2 separate regions of the Homo sapiens genome follow, and region 2 is linked to region 1. Evidence: chromatin loops called from intact Hi-C (ENCODE). Cell type or tissue: heart left ventricle. All regions are shown on one strand. Each heading gives the region's core, and the rest is flanking DNA. Links, peaks and the distances in the headings are about the cores only. Region 1 overlaps LOC105370364 (a long non-coding RNA gene). Region 2 overlaps ARHGEF7 (Rho guanine nucleotide exchange factor 7).

Region 1 (16,357 bases), core at 2,674-10,673:
TGGTCTTCAAGAGCGACACTTATTACTGCACCGGGGACGTCACGGCCTGGACCAAGTGTATGGTCAAGACATGGACACCCAACCAGAAGGAATAGGTGATCCCACCGAGAAATCTCTTAACTCAAGAAATTTAAGGTTAAAAAGCAGGACCGTATATTCCCCCCAGAAACCAGTGACCCAGTGGCGGCCATGCCCCCACCCTCCACAGCCTCCGAGCCTGCTGCCATGAACGCCTCTGCTCCAGCAGATAAGCCGTTATCCAACATGAAGATCCTTACTCTTGGGAAGCTCTCCCGGAACAAGGATGAAGTGAAGGCCACGATTGAGAAACTCGGGGGAAAGTTGATGGGGACGGCCAACAAGGCTTCTCCGTGCATCAGCACTAAAGAGGAGGTGGAAAAGAAGAAGAAGAAGATGGAGGAAGTGAAAGAAGCCAACATCTGAGCTGTGTCTGAGGACTTCCTCCAGGACTTCTCTGCCTCCACCAAGGGGCTCCAGGAGTTGTTCTCAGCGCACATCTTGTCCCCCTGGGGGGCAGAAGTGAAGGCAGAGCCTGTTGAAGTCGTAGCCCCAAGAGGGAAGTCAGGAGCTGTGCTCTCCAAAAAAAGCAAGGGCCAGGTCAAGGAGGAAGGTATCAACAAATCTGAAAAGAGAATGAAATTAACTCTTAAAGGAGGAGCAGCTGTGGATCCTGACTCTGGTCTGGAACACTCTGCACATGTTCTGGAGAAAGGTGGGAAGGTCTTCAGTGCCACCCTCAGCCTGGTGGACGTCGTTAAAGGAACCAACTCCTATTACAAGCTGAAGTTGCTGAAGGATGACAAGGAAAGCAGGCATTGGATATTCAAGTCCTGGGACCGTGTGGGCACGGTGATCGGTAGCAACAAACTGGAACAGATGCTGTCCAAGGAGGACACCACTGAACACTTCATGAAATTATATGAAGAAAAACTAGGAATGCTTGGCACTCCAAAAATTCACAAAGTATCCCAAAAAGTTCTACCCCCTGGAGATTGACTACGGCCAGGACAAAGAGGCGGTGAAGAAGCCGACAGTAAATCCTGGCACCAAGTCCATGCTCCCCAAGCCAGTTCAGGACCTCATCAAGATGATCTTTGATGTGGAAAGTATGAGCAAAGCCATGGTGGGGTGTGAGATCGACCTTCAGATGCCCTTGGGGAAGCTGAGCAAAAGGCAAATCCAGGCCGCGTACTCCATCCTCAGGTCCAGCAGGTGGTGTCCCAGGGCAGCAGCGACTCTCAGATCCTGGATTTCTCAAATCGCTTTTACATCCTGATCCCCCACGACTTTGGGATGAAGGATCCTCTGCTCCTGAACAATGCAGACAGTGTGCAGGCCAAGGTAGAAATGCTGGACAACCTGCTGGACATTGAGGTAGCCTACGGTCTGCTCAGGGGAGGGTCTCACGATAGCAGGAAGGACTCCATCGATGTCAACTATGAGAAGCTCAAAACTGACATTAAGGTGGTTGACAGAGATTCTGAAGAAGCTGAGATCATCAGGAAGTATGTTAAGAACACTCATGCAACCAACCACACACGATGCATATGACTTGGAAGTCATTGATAGCTTTAAGATAGAGTGTGAAGAGGAGTGCCAGCACTACAAGCCCTTTAAGCAGCTTCATAACTGAAGGTTGCTGTGGCATGGGTCCAGGACCACCAACTTTGCTGGGATCCTGTCCCTGGGTCTTTGGATAGCCCTGCCTGAAGCACCTGTGATGGGCTACATGTTTGGTAAAGTGATCTATTTCGCTGATCTTGTCTCCAAGAGTGCCAACGACTGCCATACATCTTAGGAAGACCCAATAGGGTTAATCCTGTCGGAAGAAGTTGCCCTTGGAAACGTGTGTGAACTGAAGCATGCTTCACATATCAGCAAGTTACCCAAGGGCAAGCACAGTGTCAAAGGTTTGGGCAAAACTACTCCTGACCTTTCAGCTAGTATCCCACTGGATGGTGTAGAGGTTCCTCTTGGGACCAGGGTTTCATCTGGTGTGAATGACACCTGTCTACTGTATAATGAGTACATTGTCTATGATATTGCTCAGGTAAATCTGAAATATCTGCTGAAACTGAAATTCAATTTTAAGACCTCCTTGTGGTAATTGGGAGAGGTGGCTGAGTCACACACGGTGACTCTGGTATTAATTCACCCTAAGCGCTTCTGCACCAACTCACCTGGCTGGCTAAGTTGCTGGTGGGTAGTACCTGTACTAAACCTCCTCAGAAAGGATTTTGCAGAAATGCATTAAAAGCTTTTTCCCAAATTTTTTAGTCTCTTGTTTTGTGTTGTGTTTGTGGGGAGGGGTTGTTTTTGTTTTTTCTTGCCAGGTAGATAAAACTGACAAGCTGGAGAGAGATTCTGTTTGCATGGATTAGTCCTCTGGAAAAAACCAAGCTGTGCTACAATATCTGCCTTAGTGGTTTCCCCAGGGAAGAAAAAATATGTTTCCACCCTTTTTTTTTGTTTGTTTGTCTTTAGTTTTGATTTTGGAAAGATGTTAAGCATTTATTTTTAGTTAAAAATAAAAATTGATTTCATACTAAAAAAAAGATGGGTTATTGAAACCCTGTATGTCACCATACAATACTCCAGTTCTCCCAGTAAAGAAACCAGATGGGTCATACAGATTAGTGCAAAATCTAAGGTCTATACATAAAATTGTCCAAACTTGACATCTTGTGGTGCCTAACCCCTACACCCACCTTAATAAAATACTCTATAAACATAAGTGGTTCAGCATAGTGGATCTGAAAGATGCATTCTGGCCATGTCCCCTAGACTCTAAGAGTAGGGACCTCTTTGCCTTTGAATGAAAAACCTCATAACTGGGAGAAAGCAGAGGTATCACTGGACTGTGCTGCCACAAGTTTTCACGGAAGCCCCAAACTTACTTGGTCAAGTCTTAGAAAAAGTTCTGGAGGAATTCCAACCATCCAAAGAAACCCAGCTGTTACAATATGTGGATGATCTTCTAATTTCTGGGGAAAGGAGGGCCGAGGTATCAGAAGCCACCATAAGCTTACTTAATTTCCTAGGGGAAAAGGGGTTGCGAGTCTCCAAAACCAAATCGCAATTTGTAGGAGAAGTTAAATATTTAGGACACCTAATTAGTGAAGGAAAGCAGAGAATAAACGCAGAGAGAATATCGGGAATAGTGGGTCTGCCCTTGCCTAAGACAAAGAGAGAACTCCAAAACTTTTTAGGTTTAACTGGCTACTGTAGGTTATGGATGGACTCATATGTTCAAAGGACAAAGATTCTGTATTTTAAGTTACTAAAAAGGGAACCCAACCCCTTGCAAAGGTCCCCAGAAGAAATTAAGGCAGTGGAGGATTTAAAGCAAGCCCTCACACAGCCCCAGTCCTGGCCCTCCTATCTTTAAATAAAACGTTTCATCTGTCTGTAACAGACCAGGCCCTTGGGGTGCTCATTCAAACCTGGTGGGGTGGAGGGGGTGGGCGGGAAAGAGGCAACCTGTTGCTTTTATCTCCAAGCTTCTCAATTCTGTCTCAAGAGGGTTTATAATTGCTTATGGAAGTATTTTTAGAATTGTTGCTTTAAAATCATGTCAGATATCATCTCAGTGTTCACATCTGTATTGGTTCCCTAGGGCTGCCATAACAAAGCAACACAAACTGTGTGGCCTAAAACAACATAAATTTATTCTCTCACAGTTTTGGAGGCCAGAAGACAGATCAAGGTGTCAGCAGGGCTATACTCTCTCCAGAGGGTCTTCCATGGAAGATTGCATTCATTGCTTTTTCCTTCTGGTGACTGACAGCATTCCTGGACTTGGGGCTGCATAGGTCCAGTCTCTGCCTCCATCTTCATATGGCCTTCTCCTTTTCTCTGACTCAAATCTCCTTTTGCCTTCCTCTTATGGGGACATGTGTTGGCGAATTTGGAACCCAGGGTTATCAAATCTCAAAAGCCTCAACTTAATTACATCTATGAAGATCTTACTTCCTAGTAAGGCTGTATTTGTAGGTTCCAAAAGGTGGACATAGCTTATCTTTTTGTGGGCCACTGTTTCAACCCACTACAGCATCTGTTTATTGTCTTTTCTTATTCAAGTTGCAATCATCCTAGTTCCTGGTATATTCAGCAGTTTTGAAATCATGCCCCGAACATTTTCAGCATCATGTTGTAAGACTGTGGGTCCTCTTCAGTCTTTTTGGACAGGCACTTACCTGTTTATGCATTGCATGTAGGCATGGGTGGGGGTGGATGTTCAGTTCCCTGCTGGGCCCTGCCAGTATGGGAAGGAGGTGGGGCAGAATTTGGCTGTGACTGGCATTGCCACTAGCATTGCTCCCTCATTGCCACTGGGTGAGGATGAAAATTTGGCTGCCAAGGACCCAACATGTTGATTCAGCTGTTTTTTGATACTGTCACTTAGATTGGAAACATTTTTATGTGACCAAAATATTAAATTATTAAAGTTTTAGTTTTGAAAATTACTGTAATGAGAGATGTTATAAGATTTAGGGGTAGAACAGGAAAGGAAAAGGTCAAGCACACTTGTTCAACCTATAGCGAGATAATGAAAGAGAATTTGTATATTTTGTCTTTTATATGGCTTGGCTGTTTCCCCACCCAAATCTTATCTTGAATTTGTAGCTCTCATAATTCCTATGTGTTGTGGGAGGGACCTGGTGGGAGATAATTGAATCACGGGGGCAGTTTCCCCCACACTGCTCTCAGGGTAGTGAATAAGTCTCATGAGATTTGATGACTTCATAAGGGGTTTTCCCTTTCACTCATTCTCTCATTCTCTCTTGTCTGCAGCCAGGTAGGACATGCCTTTCACTTTCTGCCATGATTTGAGGCCTCCCCAGCCACATGGAGCTGTGAGTCCATTAAACCTCTTTTTCTCTATAAACTATCCACTCTCAGGTATGTCTTTATCAGCAGCATGAAAACGGACTAATACAGTCTTATCTGGGGTCAGTATGGTGTCAGAGCATTCCCTGGGGGAAAATTGATTCCATCAAAATATCCTGATTGGCAAACAATGATGCGGTCATGATTTTAAGAAATTTAGTGGGGAGATTGTGGCTTCTGGATTGGAAGGCCTGGGCTGGAATGTTGATCCCCACTGACCACTGGCCACATGATGGTGTGACGGTGAGTAAGTTGTTGGTTATCTCTGAGTCCTCAGTCTTCCTCATATAAAGTGGAGGTGATGTCTATCTAACAGCACTTTTGTGAGGATTCAGTGATGTAATGTGCATGGGAACAATTCATCAATCACAAAAAATGTTTCTTGGAAGTCAAGTATAAAGCCAAAAGACAAAGAAAATAATTCACATTGAAATAGTCACTTTTTGAAATATCCAGTTGTTGAGGGGAGAGCTGAGGAAAAACTAAAAATTAAAAAAAGAACAACAACAAAAATGAAGTCCAGATGTGGTGGCTCATGCCTGTAATCCCAGCACTTTGGGAGGCCAAGGTGGGTGGATCACCTGAGGTCAGGAGTTCGAGACCAGCCTGGCCAACATGGCAAAAACCTGTCTCTACTAAAAATACAGAAATTAGCTGGGCGTGGTGGCGGGTACCTGTATAGTCCCAGCTACTTGGGAGGCTGAGGCAGGAGAATCGCTTGAAGCTGGGAGGCAGAGGTTGCAGTGAGCCGAGATCACACCACTGCACTCCAGCCTGGGTGACAGAGCAAGACTCCGTCTCAAAAATAAATAAATAAATAACTAAATAAACAGTGAAATATCCATTTGTTGATCCATTTATTGATAAACAATTATGGAATGGTTTAGTAGAAATAGGATAGTGTTGGGCATCAGAAATATTTGCATCCTGCCCTGCTACCGACTTACTGGAAGGGCAAACAAAGGACTGAGGGATTCGAATCAGAGACTGTTTTTACTGGAATAGCCCTTCCAGGCCTTTCATGCAACCCCTTGTGTCCAGATGAGAAAACTGAGGCAGCGACTAGTGACTCACTAGTTACTGAGTAAGTCAGTAGCAGGACATCATGGAAAGAGGTGATGGGACATTTTTGTCTTTTCAGAAGAGAGCACAGCTGGAATTACAAATAAAATGGCATCATTTGATTCCATTTCTAACCGCCTTTGGAATGGTGTTTTGGAAAGAACACCAATCCATTGCTAAGACTGTCCCTAGGGAACAAAAGTTCTCTATCTAGAGATGTTCTAAGATACGATCATGAACTTCTCCTGCCTTTCTGGAGAAATGGGAAAAATCACACACTTTAATGTAAATAACACCCCCCAGCCTGATCATATCAATGTGTTGAACAGAGGTAGGTACAGCTTGTCTACAGCCAGAACCAGTTTGCATACAAAAACTTGCAACAAGCTGACAGTTGCTGAAAGAAAGGTTCTTGTTTCCCAGAGAATGTTGGTGAGTCGAGTCCTTTGCAGGTGAAATACTGATGACAGGGTTTATCTCTACAAGTCTTTGCCAGCTCCCCAACGACCTTCCATTCTCTCTTCACCATAACTTTTTCCCTTTTGATAAACTGGAATTTCAATGCATTGAAAATTTCTTGAAAGTGAGTCATTTCCTGGGAATTGGAAAGCGTTTTGTTTTTTGTTTTGTTTTGTTTTGTTTTCCTCTGTAGAGACTTTGGTTTCCTTCAGGGCTGACATTCAAAATACTGTTAACAACCTTTGAGTTTGGCCCCTGGTCGTGACTAGCCTGACTACACAGAGGCAGAATATGAGCCCTGGCTTTCTGTGACACTCAACCCAGACACTTTGGTAATGCTGTTCCCTCTCCACACCACAAAAGCGCAAAGAGCCCTTGCTGAGCACCAGGAGGCAGTGGTGTTCTCTGTGTGCACACATATTCTGCACCTGTGTATGTGTGTTTTGCAATGTGCTGCAGTAGGAAAGGGTGAGAGGGCAGACTTTCCTAGACTCTGTTCTTAGACATAATCCATCACGGGCTGTGATGGTGAATCTTATGTGTCAACTTGACTGGGCCACAGGGTGCCTGTGATATCCTGAGATATTCAGTCAAACATTCTCCTGGGTGTGTCTGTAAGGGTGTTTTGGGAGAGATTCGCATTTGAGTGTGTAGCTTGATTGTAGCAGACGGGGCTCCCTAGATGGGTGGTGGGTGTCCTCCAACTCTGAAAGCCTGAACAGGACAGAGGCTGGCTCTGCTCTGAATACACGGAACTCCTCCTGCCTGCCTGCAGCTGGGACATGGGCTGTTTCCTGCCTTAAGACTGGAACTGAAACATTAGCTCTTCCTGAGTCTCCAGCTTGTAGACTCTGCAGGTCTTGGGACTTGTCAGCCTCCATAATCACATGAGCCAATTCCATATTATAAATATCTCACACACACGCACATACACACACGCATATATTCACACACACAAATACACATGCACACACACACCACACATACACTCACGCACACACATCCACACACACGCACACACACATGCACACGCACACACACATGCACACGCACACATACACGCACATCCTATTAGTTTCCCTAGAGAACGCTGACAAATACGCAGGCTCTGAGGTTATGTTTCTTCAAAGCTTATGCTATCAGACAATAGCAAGCTTCGAATGCTGTTATTTTCCAGAGTTAATTAGGTTTTCATCTCTTTTTATTAAGGAAAAAAACCATGTTGCCTCTAACTTAATATTTAAATATGTTTATTTTGTTTGTCATCCTTAGAATAAGACAGTTTTCCTTTATACAGAATGTTCCATAATTCGGCGTCTGCCCCAAGGGTGGGAGTGAGTGGAGAGTGCAGGCTCTGCCGGCGGCCCTAGTCCTAGCCTGGCGTGGCGTCCGCCTGTAGTAACTGGCTCTCAGTACACTTTCATGCAGCTTTCTCTTCTGCTTTAGATGATCTCCTGTTGGAAAGAACAGAGTTTCTTGAGAAACTGGGTGTTTCATTAACTGTTCTTAGAGCCTATGTTTCAGACCCACCGTGGCTCACTCCACCAATAAGCATGGGCTGTGAGGCTGACGGGTGTGGCTGGTAGCATTAGACTCCCCTTCTTTGAGTGTCCACGCCCCACACAGATGCCTTCTTAGGGCTGCACAGGGTGGCCTTCCCCAGGTGCAGGGGGTGAGTACCAAGCGCTCCCTGTGTGCCGGGCCCTGCACTCAACCCTCTGCAGACAGCATCTCCTTCCATCTCCTCAACACCCAGTACAGGTGCTGTGATTATCCCACTTTGAAGATGAAGAAGGCTTAGGATGCGCGGTCATTTGCCCAAGGTCTTCCCAAGGTCACACAGCTCATAGGGGCCAAGTTGGGATTGGAACCCAGGTCAGACCGGCTCCAAGCCTGTGCTCCAGCCCCACCCAGCCCCCAACAGAGCCTGATCCTCTGGCTCTATGAGTGGGTGTGGGGCTCAGGGAGCAGAATTCTTGCTTTCAGTTTCCCAGGAAGGCGCTGGGTGACTGGAAGGAGAGACAGGGAGAGGCACCTTGAATGGAATGAGGCCGGTTGGTCATCTGAGTGGGAGGTGCTGGGATGGCCCCTGGGGGTGCTCCGGGTGTGCTAGGATTCAAGAGGCCCAGAGAGGGCCAGGCTGGCATGGGCATGGGGGTGGGGGCTCAGATGAGCCTGGCAGCGTGCAGTGTGAGGGGAGATGGGCACCAGCAGGATTGGGGGGACACCAGGGGACAGGAGGAACTGAGCCCTCAGTTGTGGAGGGAGGGGAGAGCCCTGTGGATGTGTCCGGGGCAGGAGGACGGAGGGGGCGCTGGCTGCGTCAGGCTGCCTTTGGCTCTCCTGTGGGGCCACCCTGTCCAGTGTCATTTCCCCTGCATTCTCCCTCAAAACCCATTGACAACTCCAAGCTTGGCGGAGCTGGGCTGGTCCTCCTCCTCCTCCCCTCACAGCGGCCGGCTGTGGATCTCATTCCTGGGATGTCAGTACCAGGAGGTTGGGGACTCCTGGTTCTTCACTGTCCAACATTGCCAGGGCTCTGGAAGTCCCCACTGTCACCTCCGGGGCTTCTGTTGCCGACGGCCACACCTAGAGGTGCTGGTGACGTACAGGAGCTTCATCAGTGCAGAGGCCCCTGTCTTTTGCTGTTAGAGTTATAGGAGAATTTGTGGTTCTCCCTGCAGAACAGTCAAGTCCCAGGGAACTGGAATCTTGACAAGGTCAATCATGAAATTGTATCTAAAGCAGCAGAGGTTGTCCTGGACAGCAGCACAATCTGGGAAATTGGCTGTAGCTTGAACGACCGCTCACTGCCCTTTCTACACCGCGTGTGTTGGCCTGGTCCCTGCTGCTGGGGCACGAGCAGACCTTGTGGCCTGGGGTTTTGTGGTCCTGGGACTGACACTGGCCTGGCAAAGTCTGAACATGGGGGGCTAGGGGCCCCACTTCAGAGAAGCTCCTGGCCTGTGCTCGATGACAACTGGTGTAGCAGGGAGGTCTCCAGCGACGCTTCCCGGGACCGTCCTCTTCGGCATTTTAACAAAGGACGAGCTGGCCGGCTTCCCACGCTTGTGGACAGTGAGGGGCTGGGAGCAGCAGCCGACAGGCTGGATGGAAAAGTCAGAACCCCAATGCTTTAAGAGGGGACAGGGAGGCCCACCTAACTGTTCTCTAGCAGGTAAGCTCCCAGGCAGGGCTCTCTGTTTTATGTAGAAACCCCAGAGCCTAGGACAGTGCCTGGCACGTGGTGGGTGCTTGGGAAGCACCAGTGGAGGTGAGTGAAGGTGACAGGGTCTCAATGTCTGGCTCTGTGCTCGGGCTATGAAAAGCCAGCCATGTGGCTCGGCAATGGCTCATTTGCCAAAGTCTTTGGAGTTCACAGACAGCAGCTCGGGATTCATGGTGTGACGCGCTCCAGACGGAGGGTCTCAGGCTGCGTGGACGGGCAAGTGCTGCAGGGTATGGGGGGAGGGGCTGGGCACACTGGGCTGCCATGTGACTCAGGGATACCGGGAGGACAAGAGGGCTGTCAGCCTCACCCAGGACTGGCTCCCAGGTGTTCTGGAAAGCTCTGAGAAGCCTGGGGCCAGGGACAGAAGCCACAGGATCTGCATGGCCAACTCTTAGCAGGTGGACAGTGGTGGAGCTGTGTGAACAGGGAGTGGAGAAGGGCTGGACTGGGGGTCCCCACCCCACGAGAGGGTGGGGGGCCTCCTGAAGGGGGTGTGGGGGCCCTTTCTGGGCCTGTCATGGGGGAGAAGGCTCCCGTCATCACATGGTTGAGACCCTTGAGTAGGTGGGTGCTGGCAGCCTTGTGAGTCCTGATTATTCCTGGGCTGAGAAGAGAGAGCGTGCTTTCATTGATGTGGCCTGCGACTCCTTGAATTTGGACTTGTTGGGACAGGTGAATGTCTGGACGGGGCTCCCGTGGAGCTCAGGCGGGTCCACCTGGGGGCTGGACTCACTTGCTCTTCCTGGAGCTGCTCAGAGACACACGTGTCTGCTGAGTGGGAAAAGAAATCCCCTAGCAGCAACCATTCTGGCACTTAACTGTCATCAGAAGGGTCTCACATTCTGTTTACCTAAAGCTCTTGGAAGAGTGTCAATGACCTTTTCCAGAGCTGTGAGGCTTTTCATCTCACACATTGTTTCTCTCTCCTCTTCTGTGGAAAAAATTCAGGACAATGATCAAGATTTGACAAAAAATGATGACTTAACTCCAAGCTCTTGTTTTTCCTTTCAGCCAGGCCATGGGGCTCTAGACCCCAGGCCATTAGCTTCGACCCTGCCCAGTCCCAGAGAGCCACCATAAACCTTGTTCCACGCCCCATCAGCTCCAACAGATGCTGAGAGAATTGGTTGGATCTGAGAGTGTAGACCTACCACCCTCTGTCTCTTCACCGGCAAGTGAAGTGAAGTCACTGCTGTGTGCCACTTTTCCTTTATCTTCTGAGACCATTCTTGGAACGTCCATTAGAATATGATTGATGTCATTAAGAAGCCAAATATAAAAGACTATGCCAAAAAAGATCAGCATCAGAACAAGGAGAAATCACATGATAGGCTCCATCTTCCCTCGTCGTCATGTCTGCAGATTTTCCATTGTGTAAGGAAGCTAGCCTAGCCCCAGGAGCAGAGCCAGTGAGTGTCTGCAGGTTTTCCATTGTGTAAGGAAGCTAGCCTAACCAGGGGATGAAAGGGGTCAGTGTCCACAGGGTTTTCCCTGCTGTAACAACTGAGAGTTTTTCGTTCCTTTGAGCCCCACTTTGAAAACTCTCTGCCTCATAACTGCAGGGTGCGGGGCCCAGGGCCGGTTCTGCAGAGGCTGCACTCTGGAGCAGTCAGTGATGGAGCTCAGGCTGGCCCTAAACAATGAGGACCAGGATCCTTGGGATGGCCCTACCTGTGGAATAAATGGATACAAAACCCACTACTGGGAGCCAGGCCTCATATCAGGTGTTTGTCAGGTGCGTCTGTTTGAAGAGGAGGAGTGGGATTCTGGAAGGGGCAGCCCAGCCAAGGAAATGCCCTGTCTTTGATGCCAGGAGCATTGGGATTTGCATCTGCTCCTGCATAGCTGGGGCGTTTCCAGAATCGAGGGTGGAGAGAAGCAAAATGGACACCAGCCTGGCGGCCTGACCCTTCAGGGAGCCTGGAACACCGCCCAGAGAAGTTCCAAGGGCTGGACAGGCCATAGGGAGTGGTGGGCACCGGGCCGTTCTGACCATGCAAACAGCAACACCTGCGGTCCCACCTGCTGCACGGTCCCCACGGGAAGCGCTCTGATGGGAAGCTGTGATGGGTGCTCCTAGGAAGGCCTCCCCCGTCACGGTGGGCCTGGGCCTAAGGATGTGAGGCCTCTGCCATGTGTCCCCATATGTAAGAGGGGTAAGTGACACCACTAGCCTTGTTCCTGCCCAGGGCCCTCAGCCTGCTTGTCCCCTGGTGACTGTGAGGGTAGAGGAGCCCACCTCAACCAAATATTTGGACAAACAAAAAGTCTGAATATTCAAAGAGCCACTTAACATCTTAAATTTGCCATCAGTTGCCCACTGAGCAGCTATTGCAGACTGGTGGCTTTCTGAGATGCCATGTGATACAGTTTGGCTGTGTCCCCACCCAAACCTCATCTTGAATTGTAGTTCCCATAATCCCCACATGTCATGGGAGGGACCCAGTGGGAGGCAGTTGAATCATAGGGGCGGTTACCCCCATGCTGCTGTTCTCGTGAGAGTGGGTGAATTCTCATGAGATCTGATGGTTTTATAATGGCTTTTGCCACTTTTGCTCAGCACATCTCCTTCCTGCAATCATGCGAAGAAGGACGTTTCCTTCCCCTTCTGCCATTGTAAGTTTTCCTGAGGCCTCCCCAGCCCTGTAGAACTGTGAGTCAGTTGAACCTCTTTCTTTTATAAATTACCCAGTCTTGGGTATGTCCTTACAGCAGCGTGAGAACAGACTGATACACCACGTCACCAAGTATCTGTTGCTCACTGCAGACCCTACGTGGGGACGCTCCTCTCCAATCTCCCCTGCCCTCCCTTTGCTTGGCATCTCTAGGCACCACGCCTTCCCTCTCCCCAGTCTACCAGGCTGTCATGTTAGCCTCTGTGTGTCCTCACATCCCCTTCTAGACTGGCCCTCCCCATTATCCCAAACTCATCACTTACCTTTCTTTTCTCTCAGTCCCTAATGCAGCTGGTCTTGGCTTGGTGGTTAGGGGCAGAACAATTCAATTACATTGATTCATTTACACTAGAGTGTGGCTTTTGGGGCCCAAAGGAGTCTGGTGCTGTCCCGAGCTCAGGAGTTGTGTAGGGAGGAAGGCTCCACCTGGAGGCCTTGAAGCGGCCTCTAGGGCTGAGCAGAGGAGGCAGCAATGACATGGTGGAGGCTCAGGACTGTGTGGGCTGACTTCCTGGGCTGCCCTCATGCCCACCATGCCCTCAGAGGGCGGCTGTGGCCCCAGGGCCCTGGAGGGCTCTTTCTCTGTGGCTTCTCTGACAGCCAGGTGTGCCTTATGCTGTCCCCTCTTCCTCTGCCGCTTCCCCAGACTCAGACCTTCCCCGTTGACTCCATCTCAGCCTCGGCCTCACGGCTTCAGTCTGTTCTTATTTCCTCTCATTCCTTCAGTGCGCTCATGGGTCTGATTCACAGAGCTGGATCCTGAGGTCCCTCCTGTAGACTCACCTGTGACCTCGCCTGCCAAGGAGATGCCCAGTGATATTTAACCCATAACCATCAGGCAATTTGCACAAGCCAATGAGTGGGAAAAATTCAGAGATACTAAGAATGTTAGGTTTAAATAGAATCTTATTCTTGCATAAGCCCAGAACATCTCCAGTTCAATCCTTCCCGGCTCCAGAGGCTGGCTTACTGGGGGACTGTTTGAGGAATGGGTTGGGATGCAGATTCCTGGGACCCAACAGAGATGCTTGACTCAGGGATGGATATTTAATAAGCTCTTCTCCCTGGTGCCTGGAGCATAATTAGGCTCGGGAGCTGTGACCTGGTCCTGGGTGTGGGGTATACCACAGACATCCTGCACATGTGTGCTGGGCAGGTGTCCTTTCTGGATTTGAATCTCTAGGATAAAGAGGAGATATTTCACACCATATGGAGTCTAAGTGCCTCACCCTCTGAGCCTTTGCACACTTGTATTTTTCGCAGCAAACTCATCTGTTGGAGGGAGGCTTTTCCTTACTCCTGAGGGAACCCTCCAGGGGCACTCTGGCTTTCTCTGCGCCTGCCCCGGGGAGGAGAAGTGACATAGCTGAAGCTTTGGGAGAGAGGACCAGGCATTGTGGCAGCACCTGCCTCCCTGTCTTGACATCTGCCTGCCCACGAGACATTTCTGCTGTGCTTCTCTGGGCTGTGGTTTTTCCAGGGTTGGCCCCATGGGAGGGGGTGGGGGGTGCTAGGGGTCCCTCAGTCCTGACAGAGACCGGGAGATCTGCCCAACTGGGGGCAGCGGGCACATTCTTCCACCAAGGGTTTATCCTCCACAAAGGAGATGTTTTTGCCTGCGTCTGCCTGCCTCCTGCCTCTTCCGTTACAGCTGGACTTGGGCAGGGGTAATTGCAAGGCTGAAATTACCATCGAAGGAAAATCTGCCTGTATTCCCAGAAGAGGGTAGCTTTTTCTGATGTTTCTGAGAAGTGCTGTTGTCATAATCCTCTTTAATATGGACTTCTTTGATTAAGAACATGGAAAAAATGGGATGGGGAAAAGTTTTCTTGATTACACATGTATAAACATTTTTGGCCCATGCTTTATTTTAAAATGCAGGGATGGGATGCTAATACGGTTTGCAAGCTCTATTTGGAAATGTGTGTTGGCAAGTGAATGTGTAAACAGAGTCAGGTGTCCTCTGACTCCCTTGAACCAACAGTGTGGACCTTGGCAGATGGCAGGTGAACCAATCCTAGGAACTGGAATTTACATTCTGGGTGCAAGATTTCAAGAGAGTGCTGAACTTTCCTGCTGCCGAATACACTTTCATGCACTGCGTGGGGATTTCTGATTCCCAGTTCTCTCCTTGGCAACTGTTGATTCAGTACTCTGTCTTGGTTCTAAATGTGCTGTTCTATTTCCTTGCATATGTCTTTGACCATGTGAAGCTGCACTTGGGGAAGGCCATTCTTTGTGTTGGTTCATGACTCACTGTGTGGCTTGGGCAAGTCATTTGCTAGACCTTGGTTTTACCTTCTGTCAAATGCGATGATGATAACTGCCCTGCTCTCTCAGAAGCCTTGGGTGAGCGTGAAGTGAGAGCATGGGCGTGTGTGGGAGGAACTGTAAAGTGTTGGTTAGTGCAGGGTTCTCAGGTTCTTGTGCCCTGTGTTCCTGCAGTGGCTCCCGAGGGCGAGAACGTGCCTGAACATGCACTCCAGAGATCCCAGAGTAAAGGGAATTATCCCTGCCAGTCTAGGGTTGACTTCCTCTGTCTCGGGAAGCTGTAGAAATGGTTTTAGATGCCATATTGTTCACATCTCCATGTGCCCTTGCCCCAGAAGTAGCTGGTCTTAATGCTCAAATTATAGGGTCACATATTCCATACCACAGACCTCCAGGAATAAGGGCAATTAGAGGGTTAGAAAGGGGTGTGCTTGCTTTTCTCTTTACGTATCGGTGTTGATAATGTGGATGCTGTACTTGGCATTTTGCTCGGTGTTGTTTTATTCAGATCCAAAATCTCCTGGACCAGAATTTCATCTTGGGGGAAGCACACAAGATCACGTTGGAGTCGGCCCTGCAGGGCTGGCCCTTGGCTCCTGTCCCCTAAGGCCATCTGTACACACAGTGAATGGGAAACAGGAACTCCGGGAACCCAGGGGATGTGGGACTTGACTTTCGAACGAACCTTCTCTGGGTGGGCAGGCCGCTGCCTCCCTCAATAATTTCAGAAAAACTGAGACCATTTGGACGTTTTGGACACTGAACATTGCCCCCCAAAGGTACAAGGCTGGACACTTGGCCCACACGTGGTCCTAAGTCTCCTTCCTGCCCTGGGTCCCTCTGTCCCATCTCTGAGGCTCTCCCAAAGCTGCCCTCTGTGTGTGAGTAAGCGTCGCTCCTGATCTCTGTGTCAACACAGCCTCATTTTCTTCTTTTACGTCCCTATGGGTCCTCCTAGGGAGCTTTTACCATGAGAGCCCTGAGCTTTGTGTCTGAGAGACCCAGAAAAAACACACAGGCTCTGCTCCCACCAGAATGTGATCTTGGACAAGCATCCTCACGGCTCTGAGCTTGGGTTTCCTGTCTGTAAAACGGGGGTATGTATTTGCCTGTGGGCTTTTCTGAGGGTCCAATAAAGCAGTGTATGCAGAAGGCGCTCAGCACGGATCCTGGGCCATGGCCAGGTGTTGTGGCAACCGAGAGTCACCGCTGTCTCTGCAGCACAGTCACCAGGCCAGACTGCAGTGCTGGGCTGAGCAGTGGGTCCTGGTTTGCTGGGGCCCTCTGGGTTTAGCCCAAAAAGTCCCTCAAAGAGGAGCTCCTCAGCCCCAGGCAAAGTGGGTGTCTGGTCTCTCTAGGACCAGCTCGTGCGGAATTCAAAGGTAAAGGGGAAGAGGCTGGAAATGAAGATGCCACCAATACGCCCGAGAAAAATGCTTTGTCCTGGGCTCTTGGTGTCTCGCCCAGCAGCCGCGCTGTCCCTCTTTCTCGCTCACAGAGCTGGGTTTTGGCAATGTGTGCCCCCAGTGAGGCCCTCTGTGGCCAGGTGGGCTACAGCCCTGTAAGGTAGGAGGAGTCTACCAGCTCTGCAAGGAATTTGCTCCTCCTGATAAAAGGGGAACCAGTGTCCAGGCCTGCACCCCCGCCTCCTGCCCTGGGAGTGGACGAGGCGTCTGGCACTGTGGACACCATCCTTGATCATGAGGCAGGAGCTTGAAGAGAGGCCAGGACAACCTCAGGGACATGG
Region 2 (16,357 bases), core at 3,081-11,080, 260 kb after region 1:
TTGGCCCTGCCCACGTCCTGCTGATTGGTCCATTTTTACAGAGTGCTGATTGGTGCATTTACAAACCTTTAGCTAGACACAGAGCTCTGATTGGTGCATTTTTACAGAGTGCTGATTGGTGTGTTTACAAACCTTTAGCTGGACACGGAGTGCTGATTGGTTCGTTTTTACAGAGTGCTGATAGGTGCGTTTACAAACCTTTAGCTAGACACATAGTGCTGATGGGTGTGTTTACAATCCTTTAGCTAGACAGAAAAGTTCTGCAGGTCCCCACCCGACCCAGAAGCCCAGCTGGCTTCACCTCTCAATATCTCATTGGTCAGAGAAAGTCATGTGGCCAGGCCTGCCCCTGCCTGTAGGAAGCTGATGGGCATCACTGGGCTGGATGTAGACTCCTCCTCGAAGGGCAGGGGGAGTGAATGAAAGCAGCCATACTGTCTGCTGCAGTGAGCCTGGGTTAGAGAGGCAGAGGAAGTTGGAACATAGTGTACTGAATGTGAAAATTTAAGTTTGGGTCAATATCAGCTCTTAGAACTTTTGTCTGCTGAAGCCTTTTTATTTTAGAATAATACTCTTTTTGATTGAAGCTGTCCTGGAAACCACTGTGGATATTTCTGCTAGTAGTCGTCCTCTGGTCAGAGGTTTTCATATTTGGGAGCACAGGTGACTATAAGCTCCCTGATGTTGCCTGTGCATACTTGTAAGGTTACCCTAAGGGCCTTAGCCTGCCAGATGCTTGCTGGTGACCAGCCGAGCCCCATCTTCCTCATGTCCAAATGAGTCCTCCTTTTGTCAGGTGTTAGTTCAGGAGGTAAACTTAATAATAAATGTGGCTGCTTTGGTGTAACCATAAAATGAGGAATATGCTAAAATAGAATTCCTTTGGAGGCATGGCAAAAATTAAGGCTGGAAGTTGAGTCTGGGCCAGATTGTAGAGCCTTTGATGACTGGTTCCAGCATCTTTGGCTTCAGTTTCTTCTGTGGGGTTAGGAGTTGGAGTGCTGGGTGCCCAGGAACAATCAGCCTGGGCCTAGAGACTGGACAGCAGTGGGGAACGGGCACCAGACAGTGACCTCCTGATATGCCTGTTACAGATGGTGGCCTTAGGTCCACATTTGCATGGGCTCACCCCTCTTCCTTTTTTCTGCTCCAAAGTCTGTGCCTCCATTGGGAGCACATACAGTTGTCACCCACTCTGTGAAGCCCTTTCTGACTCATGTTACGGGTACTTGCTTTCTGCCGCCGTGGACTACTCGGTGACTCCTCCTCCTCTTCCTCAACACCTAGGGCGACTTTTCCCTACCATCTTTCTGTGTCTGTGGACATCACCTCTCTCGGCCCCTAGATGGGAGGGGTCCTTACCAGCCTTGGGCTGCGGCCTCTCTGGGGAGAGCCCAGTGCCCTCCCTGCTGCATCCTTCATTTTCCTCCCGGTCATCTCCAAGCCGAGCCTCCTTTCTCTGGAACCAAGTGTGGGAGATGCAGTTGTGGTACAAAGGAATGAATGCCCACTTGCCTTAACTCATTTTTTTTTCTCTTATTGTCCTGTAGCCAGCTGCTGAATTCCTCACCACTCACCTTCACCTTTCTCTCGTTTTCTGTTCAGCCAGCTCTCTTGACCCTGGTGCTTCCTTGCTCGAAATCATGTCTTTTTTTTTTTTTGACAATACACTGTGTCAGAGGAATCCTTGAGTTTTACAACTGGAAGTGACTTTAGAGGTTAGCTGATTCAGCTTCTCTCCCTTCCCAGGTGAGGAACGGGACACCCACAGCTGTGTGGAGACTTATCCACCCTGCAGGTGCCAGCTAAATCCTTCAAAATGACCTTTCCAAAATTAACGCCATGTTCTGACATAGCCAAAACTGTAATGTCTGTCATACATGACAAGGTTAGTATTGATGTCTCAACACCATCTGATACGTAGTCTGTATTTACATTTCCCCAGGTGTTCCCAAGTACACTTTGTAGATGGTTTATCCAAAACGGTCCAGTGCAGGGCCCCTTCTGGCATCTGGAATCTCTTGATCCAGAGCAGTCTTGTTTTCCATGGCCCAGAATTGTGGACAGACTTAATGTCTGGCTTTTGTAGGTGCCCAGAAGCTGCTTGTTCAGTGAAGACATGGTAAAGACAATGGGGATGAGATACTGAAGACATTTTTTTCTTCTTTGGCTCGGGGGGGATTTCCCTCAGTCTTAAATATTAATGAAGTTCGGCCTTCAATTAAAAAACCATGCCCTTGGTCGTCCTCCATGCCATTGTCTTCTGAACCTAGGACTTGATCCCCAGGCTTGTTGGCTCCTTCCAGTCTCTCCCCAGTGTTTGTCCAAATCCCCATCGTCCCCCTTGTTCCTGTGGCTGAGGTTCTCCGACCTACGATTGCAGAAATCTTCCTCAGATAGTTTCTCTGCGTCTCACTATTTTCTTCTATGGTTTGTATAGTTTAGCACCTTCTAGCCATTCTATTTTATGCCCAAATCGCTTTATATATGGCCTGTGTATTTCACAGAGGGCAAGATAATTTTCCTAAACAGTGCCAGCTACAATTCAGCTTCCTAAGAAGCAATTTCTGGAAAGCACTGCAAGAGAAACGAGGTCCAGTAAACATACTCTATGAGAATAGAGTTGAGAAAGTCATTGTACTTTGGGGCTTCATTTTATCTCTAAATGAGAGGGCTGACCTGTAAGTCATGTAGATGATTCTTCTCTCTGTTCAGTGGGCTTTTTCTTGTGGTTATTTTGCATTTTTAAAAGTAAGAGTTTTCCTTGGCAGAATGGAGTTATCTGTAGGTCTGTTTTGATAAGTGAGATTTGGTGTGCCCTTTTCTTTTTGAAAGTGTGGGGCATTCCAGTTGCTGCTTCCTGTCCTCAAGCATGTTCCCCTTTCCCTGGTGAGGATGAGAAGTCTGAGGTCTAAGGGGCCCAATGCAGGGCTGTAGCAAGCAGGTGGTCAGGGAGGCTCTGCTCCGTAGTCTCAGCCCTCTTCCTTCTTCCAGCACCGCCGTGTCCTTCCCACAACGTGCCGCATTGTGTTGTGCGGTTCAGTGTTAGACCATGGGAACTCCCCTCCCCGCCACTTTTAAGAAGGTATTTTTCTATCCTTGTTTGAATACTCTGGGCTTCTTTTATCCCTGATTTGGTATTGTATTTGATTATGTAGTTTCTATTGAGAGCAAAATACCAAAAATAAGCTAAGGAATTTTAATGTTAGTTTTCTGGTGGAAAACTGGTAGGATGATTTCATTTTGGGAGTATCGGATCATTCTATTGCACATTTAATTCACTTAAATGTAAAAGTAAGGGTGAGTGTTTGAAATACGCTTTTTCAAATGGATAGATCCTAAAGCGTATTATGGTGCGAAGTGTGTCTGTGCAGCCACCCTTGTCCCCAGCATGGTGCCTGTGTGGGGTAGTGCAGGTGGCAGGAAGTGTGCCTGTGCTGGCATTGAGGCTTCAGCTGGGCAGGATTCCTAATGACCTTCCTTACCTCACCAGGAGCGCTTCTCACGCTTGGCTGTGTGTTGGAGTCACTTGGAGAGGGTTGGCATTTTGATTTGAGTCTCTGGACTCCAGAACACTGCTGGAGTATCCTGCCCTTTTACAGCCCCCCAGGAGGTCTTAACATGTAGCTCCTGCTGAGAATTGCTGCTCCTGAGGCTGAGGCTTCCAAAAGGAGGCCTGGAGACAATGGAATATGGTTTGTACTTCCTTCCCTCCTGCTGCTCCTTGCCATTGCCAAGAGTGGAAATACTGCTAAAGCACCCAGCAAGTCATGGTGGGGAATGAATGAATCCCGTCTAAGACACTTGTTTTAATAACCCTAGGGAACAATTTAGTGTGCTAAATGTCATGGTAATTCTTACATACACACTGATTTACTTTTTGCAGAGAGATTTCTATAAAAGTTTTGAGACTTCCCTATTATTCCCATAGTACAAAATTTCTCTGTACTCAGATTTTTCTGTTTCTGTTTTTTGTTGAATAGATTTCTATTTTAGGAAATAGTCTGTTATCTTTCTCTAGAGAAGCACTTCAATCGAAACATTTTGTTGGCTGAGAATGTGCATTTTCCCCCTCTCAGGGGTAAGGATTTGCCTCATCTCATTGTCTAGCTTCCTGTTGAGAAGTGTGGTGTGTGTATTCACTTAAACTCTGATGTCATATTGAAGCCCATTGGTGGGCAGTTTCAGCCAATCAGATGCTTCCTGGGTATCCAAGTAAGAAAGATATATAGTTCTGGAATAACAGGAAACTTCACATTTTTCACATCCTGTTATTCTGGGTTTTGTGACTTGCTGCCTTGCCACTATGAAGGTTAGTAGAAATTTATGTATGTATTTCTTTTTGTAGTATACAAAATTGACAAAATAAAAAATGACTTGAATTTTCAGAGCACTAAGATTAGATCTGTAGAGCTGAAAGACATTCAGATCTCCTATTTAAAAATGTTATGATGAAGAGAAATTTTATGTTTTGCATATAAGGAAGCTGAGGCCTATTTAATTCCTTTTAAAAAATGCAGCTTAACCCGTATTTGTTATAGGTGGTTATGTCAGCCTAGATGCTGCTCTCATTTGAGTTGGGATTTCTTCTTAAATAATAAATATTACAACAAATGTATTCTGTATGAAAGATGATTCTAAAGACTATCTGTTCTAAGGACTGTTTTTTAAAGGAAGGATTTAGCTTCATGAAATCAGTTATATTTTGTGCCTTTTGTTAGAAATGGCATCGGTAAGCACATAGAATGCTTAGATGTGTTCACAGCTTTCCTTTTACGTTTTGTGGTTCCATCTGATATTTCCTTGTGAACTTTAAGAAAGTGACCTCTGGTTTTCAGCTCCTTTCTTGACTCTTTTAGTGATTTGGTGGGTTTTTCTCTTGAGGTAGTTTTTCAAAGTCTGGTTCTTCTTTATTTATGTTTAAACATCTCATGACTATTTTTACTTATTTGGAAAATTATAGACAGAAGGCCTTTAGCTGCAGATGAATTTTGAATAATACAGCAGGACTTTTTCACATTTGGTGTCACTTTTCTTAGCTTCTCTTGGCGTGAGCTTCATTACAGCAGCATGCGGTGCCTGCAGGGTGGGTGGCTGGTTGGATGCTGGTGCACGTCTCCATTCGGATGCCTTTTCACTGTGCACCGGCCCCTGTGCTGGGTGTTGGGAGATGTACAATCTGCCACTGCAGATTTTTAGTCTAGGGAGGCCTGTAGACATCCACCATCAAACTATCATGACACGTGTTCTGGGGGAGCCTGGCTGGGGACCTGACCGGGTGTGGTGGGGGCAGCCAGGCTGTCAAGGCAGGGCTGTGTCAGGAAGCAAGATGAATAAGGATTAGCCAGGAAAGGGAAGGGACCGAAGGCAGGAAGAGGAAGAAGTGGGGCTTCTGGCAGGGTCTGCTAGAGGTGTGGGGAGAGGGCAGGACTGACAGGAGGAGACGACAGCCCTGGAGAGAAGGTGGGGCCCTTGTCCACTGATGCTTATTTCCGGTAATCTCAGTTAGAACATATGGCAACAGGATACACGTTTTGGTTTTTAAATGTATCTTTCTGTTATTGGCACCTCTGAAAGAATTTTTTTCTTAATTTTTCTGGAACATAGTTGTGGACGATTTGACTGTTTATCTTTGCTTGAGGTTATTTGGTGATCAGAAGCCATATGTAGTCTTTGGGCAGTATCTGAGATGAGAGCTCTGTTTGTTTTGACATGGCTGTGTGTGTGCACACGCGTTCTAGACACTAGTTGCCACATACCTAGGCAAACCAATGTGCTTTACCTTTCCAAGCTCCAGGATGGTGGTGGGAAGTGCCTGCCAGTGGCAATGTGACCAGCTCCATCGTGGTCCCAGGGCTCTAGATAGCCCTGGACTGGAGGGGATGCGGTTGTGGGCTTGCCTGGTTCTGGCCTCAGAGCTCTGAGGGTGGTGGTCTCTTGTCCCTGCCCCTTTCCTATCTGGGATCTGCTTCTCCTGTCTGTCCTCCTTTTACCCTCACATCCACTCTGCTCTCTGATGTCCGCATTTTCTTTTGCTGCTGTTAGCTTTGGAATCGACTGTCATTTTCCCTTATTTTCTGTGGCTAGGAAAGAACATCTGTAGCACGCCTTGCCTGGGGCCTCTGTGTTAATCTAAGGAGAGGAGGATTGCGCAAGCACCGTGCTTGCTTGCTGAATGCCAGCAGCCCACCCCCCCACCCCGCCCCGCCCCCGTGAATGAGCTCACACTCCAGAGGGGCAGGGGCGGGTGTTGGGTAGGGAATTGGCCTAATGCCGAGGGGGGACCCTGCACCTAAGTAGGAGAATTTTGATTGGGTTCTTACCTCAGGACTGAGAGACTGAGCGTGCTGGTCTCCCTGTCGCAGGTTGTGCGGTCTCCTTAGGATTTCAGGCTGAGCATCGTCGCGTTGCTGGGAGAACTTAGTTCATCCTGCACCCAACATAAGACTCTACTAATTTTGCTTGTTTAATTTTTCCTTTCAGACGTTTGATGCAAATGATTTGTATCAGGGGCAGAATTTTAACAAGGTCCTCAGTTCCTTAGTGACTCTAAATAAAGTAACAGCAGGTAAGACTCTTTTTTATTGAACTCGAGGGGGTGGGAAGACATACGGGCTGACACCTTTGGTTTTCTTGTTTTACCAAAGCCAGGGGAGCATTACTGAATTTAAAAAATAAGCTTTTGTTGCATTACGTTTTGATTGTTCCTTTTGCTGTGATATTTTATTTGCCTTGTTAGAATAGAATCTTCTTTAAATGTTCTGGTATATATCAGGTGTTTTCCTTTCTGTGGGTGGAGAGATTTCTCACCTGAACGTATAGCAGGAGAAAAGTGTCTAGTTCTTATGGGAAGGCTCATGGGCTGTGTTGGAGCTAGAAGCACCTTTCTCTCAGTTTTTACTGAGTGTATGCTGGTTAAAATTTGTATCTAGTGGGCAGAAGTTTTGAGCTGTGACCATGATAAGGGAGTGGCTCGTGGATTGGCCTGTAAAGTCCACACTACCTGTCCAGGGCTCCTGAGGGCTGTGGCACCCAGGTACATGGTGTGTGTGGTCCTAGCCCCCATTAGTACTGAAGTGGAGAGGAGGTTTTGGGGACATGGTGTGCCCCTCTCATGGGCCACAGCGAAGACAGGAGTTGTTCAGACAGGTCCTCTGAGGGAAGGTGCATGTTGTCCATGATGCCAAGGTCCCCGGAGGAAATGCTCCATGAGCCCTGAGGAGCTCTTTCTTGGATTTCTGTGTGGCTCAAAAGGAAGGAACTTTTTAGTTGCTTTTTTGGTCTTATTAGAGTAATTTTTTTTTCCTATTTACCTTCACGGATGTTAAATATCAGGTTTGTGGGGGAAAGTGCCGTGTCCTTTTCAAACAGAAACCTCCTGAGTTGATTTTGTCGGGGTCGCTTCTCAGCTTCGTCTGGCCCTTCAGAGGGGGGGGTGTACTTGCCTCACTGCACATTGAGGAGAGACGGGGGTTATGCATGCTTTGGGGCTGCAGTTCCTGGCTCCCGGAGGCTTCATCGGTGGTGCAGGGACTGTCCTTGGTGCTGCCTCCCAGCGCATGTGTGCTCTGACTGCTGTCTGGAAGCTGATGCTGCTGCTGCTGATGCTGATGCCCCGGCGAGAGGCACTGGCCCCCATCCCTGGGAGCAGGGGCAGACCCCAGGCAGAGGTGTGGCTGTGGCTGCGTGTTCACAGCTTGACTTCTGAGGTTTAAAGGACTGTTCAGATGAAAGCATCGAGGAAACAAAAATTTAAATGGCAGGATTATGAAGATGGATGTAACTAATGAAAATTGTCACATTATTTAATGCCTTCTCTGTCTCTACAATCTAAAAATGATCCTTTTAATATGAACAAACAATAAGAAAATCACAGCCGGGTGTGGTGGCTCATGCCTGTAATCCCAGCACTTTGGGAGGCCGAGGCGGGCGGATCACGAGGTCAGGAGATCGAGACCATCCTGGCTAACACGGTGAAACCCCGTCTCAACTAAAAATACAAAAAAATTAGCCAGGCGTGGTGGCGGGCACCTGTAGTCCCAGCTACTCGGGAGGCTGAGGCAGGAGAATGGCGTGAACCCGGGAGGCGGAGCTTGCAGTGAGCCGAGATCGCGCCACTGCACTCCAGCCTGGGCGACAGAGCGAGACTCCATCTAAAAAAAAAAAAAAAGAAAAAGAAAAAAAAAGAAAATCACTTATCTAAAGTTATGGATGACATTGAAAAGGACATACATTTAGAGTGGATCACTGGAATTTAATACAAGAAATACTGCAACAGGTGATGTACAGAAGTGGCATATTCATGTGTCCTGACCACATGGGGGAATCTGCCTGCAAACTCATATTCATCCATGCCTCAGAGTTTTGAATTATTTTTTATGGAGGCAGGGTCTTGCTCTGTCGTCCACGCTGGAACACAGTGGTGTGATCTCAGCTCACTGAAGCCTCAGCCTCCTGGGCTCAGGCAGTCCTCCCACCTCGGCCTCCTCAGCAGCTGGGTCTGCAGGTGTGTGCCTCTGTGCCTGGCTAATTTTTGCATATTTGTAGAGATGGGGTTTCGCTGTGCTGCCCAGGCTTGTCTTAAACTCCTGAGCTCAAGCTATCTGCCTGCCTTGGCCTCCCGAAGTGCTGAGATTACAGGCTTATGCCACCATGCCTGTCCTAAATGATGTGCCTTATAATTAACGTAGATCTCTGTGGCAGATGGGGCAATAGCACAGATATGTAAAATCTACAAGTAATCCTTAATTTGACTCTGCTCCCATTGAATACTTTTTTAGAGGTTGCTCACAGGAGCAGAAGATAGTAACTTTGAATTTCATTGTAGATGTTTTCTCTGCTTTTGCTGTAAGTGGGGGTGCTAATTAGGACGAAGTGGCTTTAGAACATGGCTTTAATTTGTACACTCAGTCTTGGGATTGTCAACCATCTAGGTTTGAGACGGTAGGATTTACAAGTAAATAAGAGAAGTCAGAATCCAGTAGCTCTCAGGCTATTAGTTTTTACCTCTACCTTATGGAAATGTATTTTGTATATGTTCTTGGTATCATTGGCTATGTGTTGGATGTAAAATAGATAGCTTTGTTCTTTACAAAGACAAATTTGGAAGTTACCACATAAACTTGGTACTTTTAAGCTTTTAAACTATAGGAATGACCCCTCCTAGATGGAAGGAATGCTTTGCTTTTCTGTTTGCCCTTTGTTTTTGTTTTTGAAGTCAGTGGGAAGGCAATACCCGTACGTTTTCTTTTTGAGACAGAGTTTCGTTCTTGTTGCCCAGGCTGGAGTGCAATGGCATGATCTTGGCTCACCGCAACCTCCGCCTCCTGGATTCAAGCGATTCTCCTGCCTCGGCCTCCCGAGTAGCTGGGATTACAGACACGTGGCACCACACCCGGCTAATTTTGTATTTTTAGTAGAGGCGGGGTTTCTCCATGTTGGTCAGGCTGGTCTGGAACTCCCAGCCTCAGGTGATCCACCAGCCTCTGCCTCCCTAAGTGTTAGGATTACAGGCATGAGCCACTGCGCCTGGCCTCGTTTCTTTCTAGATTTCAGCTTTCCTTGATTGGCAAACAGTAAGACAACTGCAGCAGCCACAGTTACTGTGGACATTCTTGGGAAAATTGTCATTGTCTTTCTGCTTCTGTCTCTTAAAATCATATGTGTTCTCAAGGCATTTAGTTGACTGTAACTGGCCTTTTAATTGGATAGAAGAAAGCTTGGTGATGGGGAAGTACAGAATGTCTTCAGGATGGCCCTCCTTGTATGAGAATTTCCTGGAAGGCTGTGGCCAGCAGAGCACTGCAGACCATGGCCGGGAGCCCTGTAGAATTTGCTGGAAATGCCCTTTTAGCTGGTTTTGTGCTGCGGGTTGCCTGAGACCCCTGTGTTCTCAAGCAGAATGTGCTCTATAGAGATTACTCGTAACCTGCCCTCAGCAGGTCCTGGGAAGTGTAGGGTGAGGGGGTGACCTGAGAAGAATTTAAGATCGTTGGAGTAGCAAGCCCCCATCTGTGGGGTCAGGCAGGTGGCGTGAAGGGAGGAGCTGGATGGAAGGGCATGGGTGCTGGGTCCTCTCAGGACAGCCCCTGCCCAGCTCTGAGCCAGCTTTACCTGATGGGATATAGACCTGGTGTGGCCACATCCTAAATGTGTCAAGAGCAGTGGGGAATCTGGGTTTTTGGTGATACCTTCAGACTTTTCGATGTTGACCGTTTAATTCAGAATTTTATAAGATACGTGCAAGCCAATCCAAACACCTGGGAGGAAGCTGGGACCTGGAGACTTAGGGTTGCTTTCATGGAAGCCTCCCTGGAGTTTAGGACATGGCCGGGCACGTGCCTCTCAGAACAGCGATTTTCCCAGCAAAGTTTTTCACAGCCTCATTCTCTCTTTTTTTTAATTGAGTCACTTTTAAGAATAAATTGCTATTATTTATTTGTTGGATGGCCTGTGTGGAGTGTCTTATGAAGGGAGATCCAGAGAACAGAACTAAGCCTCTTACTGTCTGTTTACTTTGATTCTGTCAGCAACTTCATGAGGTGAGTAGAGCCTGTGCTGCCTTAGTGTTGGGGAAATAATCCTCACAAGGTTCTCTCTGGCTGAAAAATACACTGGATTTTCTCTTTTAAATAAGAGTCTTTTCCTTCTGTTGCTTATTGCATGACACATCGTCCTGGAAAAGTGGGCATGTGGTGGTGATGCTTTGGAGAATCAGTACTTGGTTGTTCTCCGCTCCATAATCAAATTTGAGAGGCTTTTTTTTCCAGGTGAAGGGAAAATCTTTAAAAGTTATAATACATTTCACAAACTTTTGAAAATTATATTAGAGAAGAACTGATTAATAGTTATCTCCAGATAATTTCTGGAAAGGTAGTTGGGGAATGAATGCAAGTCATTTATGTAGCAAATAATTTGTTCTTTGTTTTCTGCATAAATGGGCTGCTTTGTTGTGGTCTTTTGGTGTGTCCCTCTGTGCTGCCCTAGTTTTAAAGTCTAGTGTGTAGTGTGGGTGCGTGGTATCAGGCGCTCTCAGCTCTCTTTTTCTGTGTGCATGCTCTTTGCAGACATCGGGCTGGGGAGTGACTCCGTGTGTGCCCGGCCCTCGTCTCACCGCATAAAGTCTTTTGACTCCCTTGGATCACAGTCTTTGCACACTCGGACTTCAAAACTGTTCCAGGGCCAGTATCGGAGTTTGGTAAGTTTGAGAGATTTTGTTACTTAAATATGTTTGGGAAGGATATGAGTGTGTATGGATATATCTGAGAAGATACGTATGCCTCCATTAATGGTGTTAAACAGGGCAAAGGTAGCTGGACTTCGCCTCCGTTGTGCCTGTAATCTGGTTTGGCATTTGCTCATTACCAGATGATCCAGATATTATGCTTAATGATTGCTTTTGAGAAACTCATTTGTTTTTAGGTTGTATTGCAAGACTCATGACTCGATATCTGGAGTGATGCTGCTTTAAAAAAACACACCCCTTGTCATTTGCATGGCATTATCAGCTATGCACATGTACAGAAATATTGAGAATAAGAAATATGTATGGAAAAGTACTCAGCTCCGTAAAGAAGAGATGGTTAAAACTAAAGAATCTGGCCTTTCTTCTCTTCATGAAAGCATGGCTTAGTGTGCTTTACTAAGTCAGGATTTAGTTTACAGGGGAGGGAATCCCTTAGAATGACTGATTGGGACGCAGAGAAAGAAACTTAGATGATCGAACAGTTGTCGTGGAGAGTGAAAAAATACTCGTTTAAAAATGCTCAGGATACAGGCTGTGAGTAAAGCCCATGGAATGTAATAGTGAAGTTGAAAATGAGAAACTCAAGCAGGGTTAAACAGGGCTGCCTGTAGAGTGTTGGGGCAGAGCCAGGGCTGCCACTCTGCAGTCCTGCACCCTTCTCTGAGCTGCAGCTGGCGGGCAGTGACTTCGATTGGCTGCTGGGGATACCACTGCTTTCTCGCGACAGTACATACTTTGTTAGAAACATAGTGATCTTGTAACGTGAGTCTAGAGAGAACCCTATTCTAGAGTCATGAAGGGTCCATGGATTTTCCTCTGCCTTAACATGGGGGAGTATTGCTAAGTAAGCTGATGGTGGTCCTCAAGAAATAAAAGTTAATTTAGATAGAGTCGTGATTTGTAGAGGGAAATAAATTACAGTGGTTTATGAAGCATGTGTGAAAAATGGAAAGATATGCGAGGAATGTGATTTTTATGTTTCTGAACTTTTTGAACTCAAGCTCGCTATCATTGCTGTGTCTCCTCTTAGAGGATCCCCGAGGGGTCTGACTGCTTCAGGCGTGGTGGGCGGTGGGCTGCATGGCCTGAGTGCTGCAGTCCTCACAGCAGCCCCGAGAGGCCTGGCTGTTGCTGTTTCCTGCTTTGCAGGAGCCTGTTCTGGAAGAATTCTGTGGACTACCATTGGGAGCATTAGGATTCCAAGTTAAAGAGGACTAAACAAACCACTTTAAACACACTTGAAATGAGCTCTGTAAAACACATGAGGAAAACATAAGAGAAATCAGCTCGCCTTGGGTAAAGCTGTGATTTGCTGTCTCACCCGTTCACTGGTGGCAATTTTCATCTGATTTTTTTTTCTTTTTGAGTAGAGGACTAGATTACAAATGTATAATTTTAAGTAAAATAAAGTTAAATGTAATGTTTGTTGGTAATGTTACTGAGATCATAGTAAGTATTGGATTAATTTTTCATTAGCTGCTGAAATTTCGTTATACTAGAAATAGACTTGCGCTCTCTGACCTGTGTGAAGTCTTTTTGGGCTGATGTTTTGATTGGGTGCTAGAGAGCTGCTTTCTCTTTGATGGAATGTGCAAGACCTCTCTCAGCCATGCTAGGTAAGAATGAATGTTTCTTTACCCTTAGGTTTTTCTGTGTAGTTTATCGATAGCACTTTGTAGTAGTTTTCTTGGATTAAAAATTAAGAACTTATCTTGAAACAAGAATGGCCTAACATTCCTTTGAAGCTGGGCAGTGGATGCATGGAGGGCCACCTGTCACTCTCTCCTTTTGTGTGCATTTGAACATTTCCATGATAAAAAGTTAAGCTAAAAGGCAACTTGCAGTTTCTTGAATGTCAGTTTTGAGATCATATTAAACCTAAGCTTTGAGATTGCGTAAGACGCTTCCATCCCCCAGGCGAGGATCTGTGTTCTGAGGGGCTGGTGTTGTTTATGCCCCTTTGCTCTTGTGTTGCTCCTTCATTACCTGCCTCCCTTTCAGTGTAAGAATGTGTCCTCCAGCCACCACTGCAGTTGCTGGTTGTTTTTATAAGCTTGTTTTTCATCTGTGAAACCGTCAGCCCCCTGCCTCGGGACAGATTTCCTGTCTTGGGATATAGGCAGGCTTGAACAGTTTGATGTTGCGTTTACTGCTTTGCACTGCAGTGGAGGTTTTCACTTGTCTGCGGTGCCCCTCCACCATTCCAAGGAAAGAACAGTCAGGGGAGAGTTCTTACCCACTTCCAGAGGCTGAACTAAATCGAGCTCTTTATCCAGTTCGGCTCTGTGATGGGCCTCGGTGGTGAAGAATGTGGTAGGCGCCAGTTGTAGATTTAGGTATGGTTTTTCTCATAGATAAGGCATGAGTTCATACTTCACTCTTTGTTCGACACCGCTGGAATTCCTGGTGACTGCTGTGCTTTTAGTCTTCAACTGCTGGCTGCTGATTGGTACAGCCTTGAGTGCTGAATGCTGTTCTCAGAGTTTGGGGATGGCGTTTGTGAGGTGATTGTCCCCATCATCCTTCATTTCTGGGAGAGGTGACTTGATTTCTTAAAGTGCTGCTTCTGCTTCTGGAAACCAGGGACCTGTACGTCTGGCACAGTCCTGATGCTGGCAGCTAACCTTGGCTTTGGACCAGTCACCGAGTGTATTTCCAAGACATGCAAGAAATTATATCCAAATGTATTGTACACATTGTTAAATATTTTCATATACCATATTTTGTCAATTCAAAGACTTCTCTTTTTAAGTCATTTTAACACATCTGGAAGTACGTGTATCTTACAGTTGATGGTATGCCATAATGTAATTGACAGTATTTGGTGGAATATAAAGGCATTGTCTAATTTTTGGCATCTTATATTGGTTGACATGAGGAAACTGAAGCTTAGAGAAGATATTTACCCAAGATCACAGCACTCAGAAATAGTAAAGTTGGAGTAAAAATTGTGTCTCCGTCCTTTGGCAAGCATTTCTCCTTCTGTAAAGGAAATTATAGGTGCTCTTAGAGAGCGGAGGAGAGGGTATTGTTGGTGTGAAGCAGCACTCCAGAGTGTCCTGGTTTTGGATTGTTAGGGTAATTTCAGAACATGGGATACAATAAAGTAATCAGGTGATTAATATCCAAGATACTGATGGGTGGTGCTTTGGCTCCAGGCATCAGAAAGAGGCCGTTAAGGAGCATGGTGGGCATAGATGACTGTGCCCGGCCAGGTCGTGTGTGCCTGGATGGGGTCTCTTCTCCCTTTGGGTTAGGGCAGTGGGGGAACTGTCTTCACTCCCCTCCAGTTACTAAATTTTATTGACACGTAACGTACATAGAAAACCAGTTCATGTATTGTGTGCATACAGCGTGATGTATTGCATGATGAAGTTTTATACATGGAACATTCCCGTGTAAGCACCCAGATGAGGAGGCAGAGCATGACCAGCCTCCAACTCCTCGATGGAGCTTGCGTTCCCCAAGGTATCTGCTGTCCTGATGTCTGATGGTGAAGATGAGTTTTATCCATTTTTGTATTTTTTTTAGCAATGGGATTCTGTGGCATATCCTTTTGTTGTTGTTGTTGTAACGACTGGCTTGTTTTTCTCAACTGAATGATTTAGATTCCCTTAGAGTGTCATGTTGAGTCCAGACAGGTAACAAGCTACAGTTTCAGGAGAGCTTTTTAAAAAAGGGAAAAAAACCCCACAATGATAAAATAGTGATGAAATCCATCTCTTCCAGCTTCCTGTAACACTACTGACAGTGAACGGACCCCTCACTCAGCTGCCGTGATTTTAGGCTGAACGTGGTAGTATAGAGTGTGTAGTTGGAATATAGCCTTTTCTAGGACACCCTTTTCCAGCCAGTCCCATGCATCTTGCGCTCTGATGGAGCACTTCTTGGCATGTTCTAAGTAACCTGTCTTGAGAGTAATAGGCAGAAAGAACATTACAGAGCCCACATGTCCTTCAGTGTAATGACTGCTGAAGAATGGAGGTATGTTGCGACGTTTCACCTGGATACCTGGATCTGAAACAGCTGCCTGCCCCCTGTACCCTTCCTTGGATTCCCCGCTCTCTTAGACGCCGCCCTTTCTTTCTGGGGTGTTGCATTGATGAAGTAATGTCAGTAGGCGTGCCTCCCTCACCCGTACCTTAAGTGTAGAGCGTGCATGCATTTGCACACTCAAGACTGAGGTGGAACTCCGCTGCCTCTTGATCATACCTCATCTCCCCTCTGCTTCCATTCAGGCCTGCCCTGGCCTCAGCCCTGGTGCTGGCTGGAGCCTCAGGGCTGGCCAAGGGTGATCTCGGGCACCTGACCTGGGAAGGGGCCTGCTGCGCCTGCGTTGCTTTGCTCACCACAGCTGTGTTCTGGCATTGGAGCTGATCACCAGGGTGCATGCACTGTGAGCCTGTTTTCCACAAGGCCGGCGTGCCCAGGTGACGTTGGATTACTTACAGGAGAGCATGGTCGCGATCACAGCAGACAGCTAGTGAGTGGAGATGGTGGTTTGCAAAAAGAGAACTTGACATAGCACAGTGAACTCGGGTCACGTTTCACCACACAAGAGCAAGGAACACGTGACAGTTTCTGGATGGGATCTTCAGTTGCAATGGCAAACTTGACCCTGCCCCTTGTTGGTCACAGGGCCCAGAGAGCTTTGTGTCTGCGCTGGTAATTGTTCGCTGGCGCTTTTGTTGCCAAACACTGAAGAGAGGCTTCTTGATTAAATATGAAATATGCATTAAGTATTTCACTTATGAATTTGAATTACTAAATACATATTTATAATTAATACTTAATCTGTAAACACATTTAAATAGATAAGTATTAAATATTTTTGGAATAATATTACAGCTACTCCTTATTGAGGATCTGTTGTGACCTCTTTGCTTTGATGCTTTACCTTTTAAAAATGTTTTTTTTTTCAGTGATTTATACATTCACTTAAAGTCAGGTGATTCGCTGAGACCTGCTATTAGGAAAAAACAGTAGGGACGGCCACTTTTAATTTTTTTCCACTAGTTCTTTTTTTGTTTTGATTTTTATGGTGCATAGTTCATCTATATTTATGGGGTACACGAGCTGTCTTGATACAGACATACAATGCGTCATAATCAT

What was found. A loop is a pair of places that touch in the nucleus more often than their neighbours do. Peaks named below come from ENCODE experiments on the same cell type or tissue, not always from the same donor. Only the 100,000 strongest peaks of a DNase experiment are listed, where the experiment ranks them.
Region 2: it touches region 1 in a loop (2.6-fold over the local background); 4 of 110 quality-filtered maps call a loop at or near these places.

The regions. Positions count from the first base shown.
Region 1 is chr13:110,937,664-110,954,020 of GRCh38, forward strand. It overlaps LOC105370364 (a long non-coding RNA gene), which reads right to left. Exons shown (of 3, transcript XR_931732.3): 3 at 7,793-7,886. It also overlaps the pseudogene PARP1P1. Among named protein-coding and RNA genes, the nearest start is that of LINC00431, 20 kb to the right of the region's middle. RefSeq lists an enhancer at 4,669-4,918 and a silencer at 14,535-14,584. In heart left ventricle, for the core only: a CTCF peak has its summit at 6,822 (motif pointing right); no DNase peak of the experiment used is centred there; H3K27ac peaks cover 858 bases.
Region 2 is chr13:111,198,806-111,215,162 of GRCh38, forward strand. ARHGEF7 (Rho guanine nucleotide exchange factor 7) reads left to right here. Exons shown (of 22, transcript NM_001354046.2): 3 at 6,484-6,568; 4 at 11,067-11,197. Among named protein-coding and RNA genes, the nearest start is that of ARHGEF7-AS1, 58 kb to the left of the region's middle. RefSeq lists enhancers at 3,891-3,940, 7,059-7,560, 7,561-8,060, 12,883-13,410, 15,064-15,599 and 1 more. In heart left ventricle, for the core only: no CTCF peak of the experiment used is centred there; a DNase peak (open chromatin) is centred at 6,157; H3K4me3 peaks cover 3,585 bases; H3K27ac peaks cover 3,138 bases.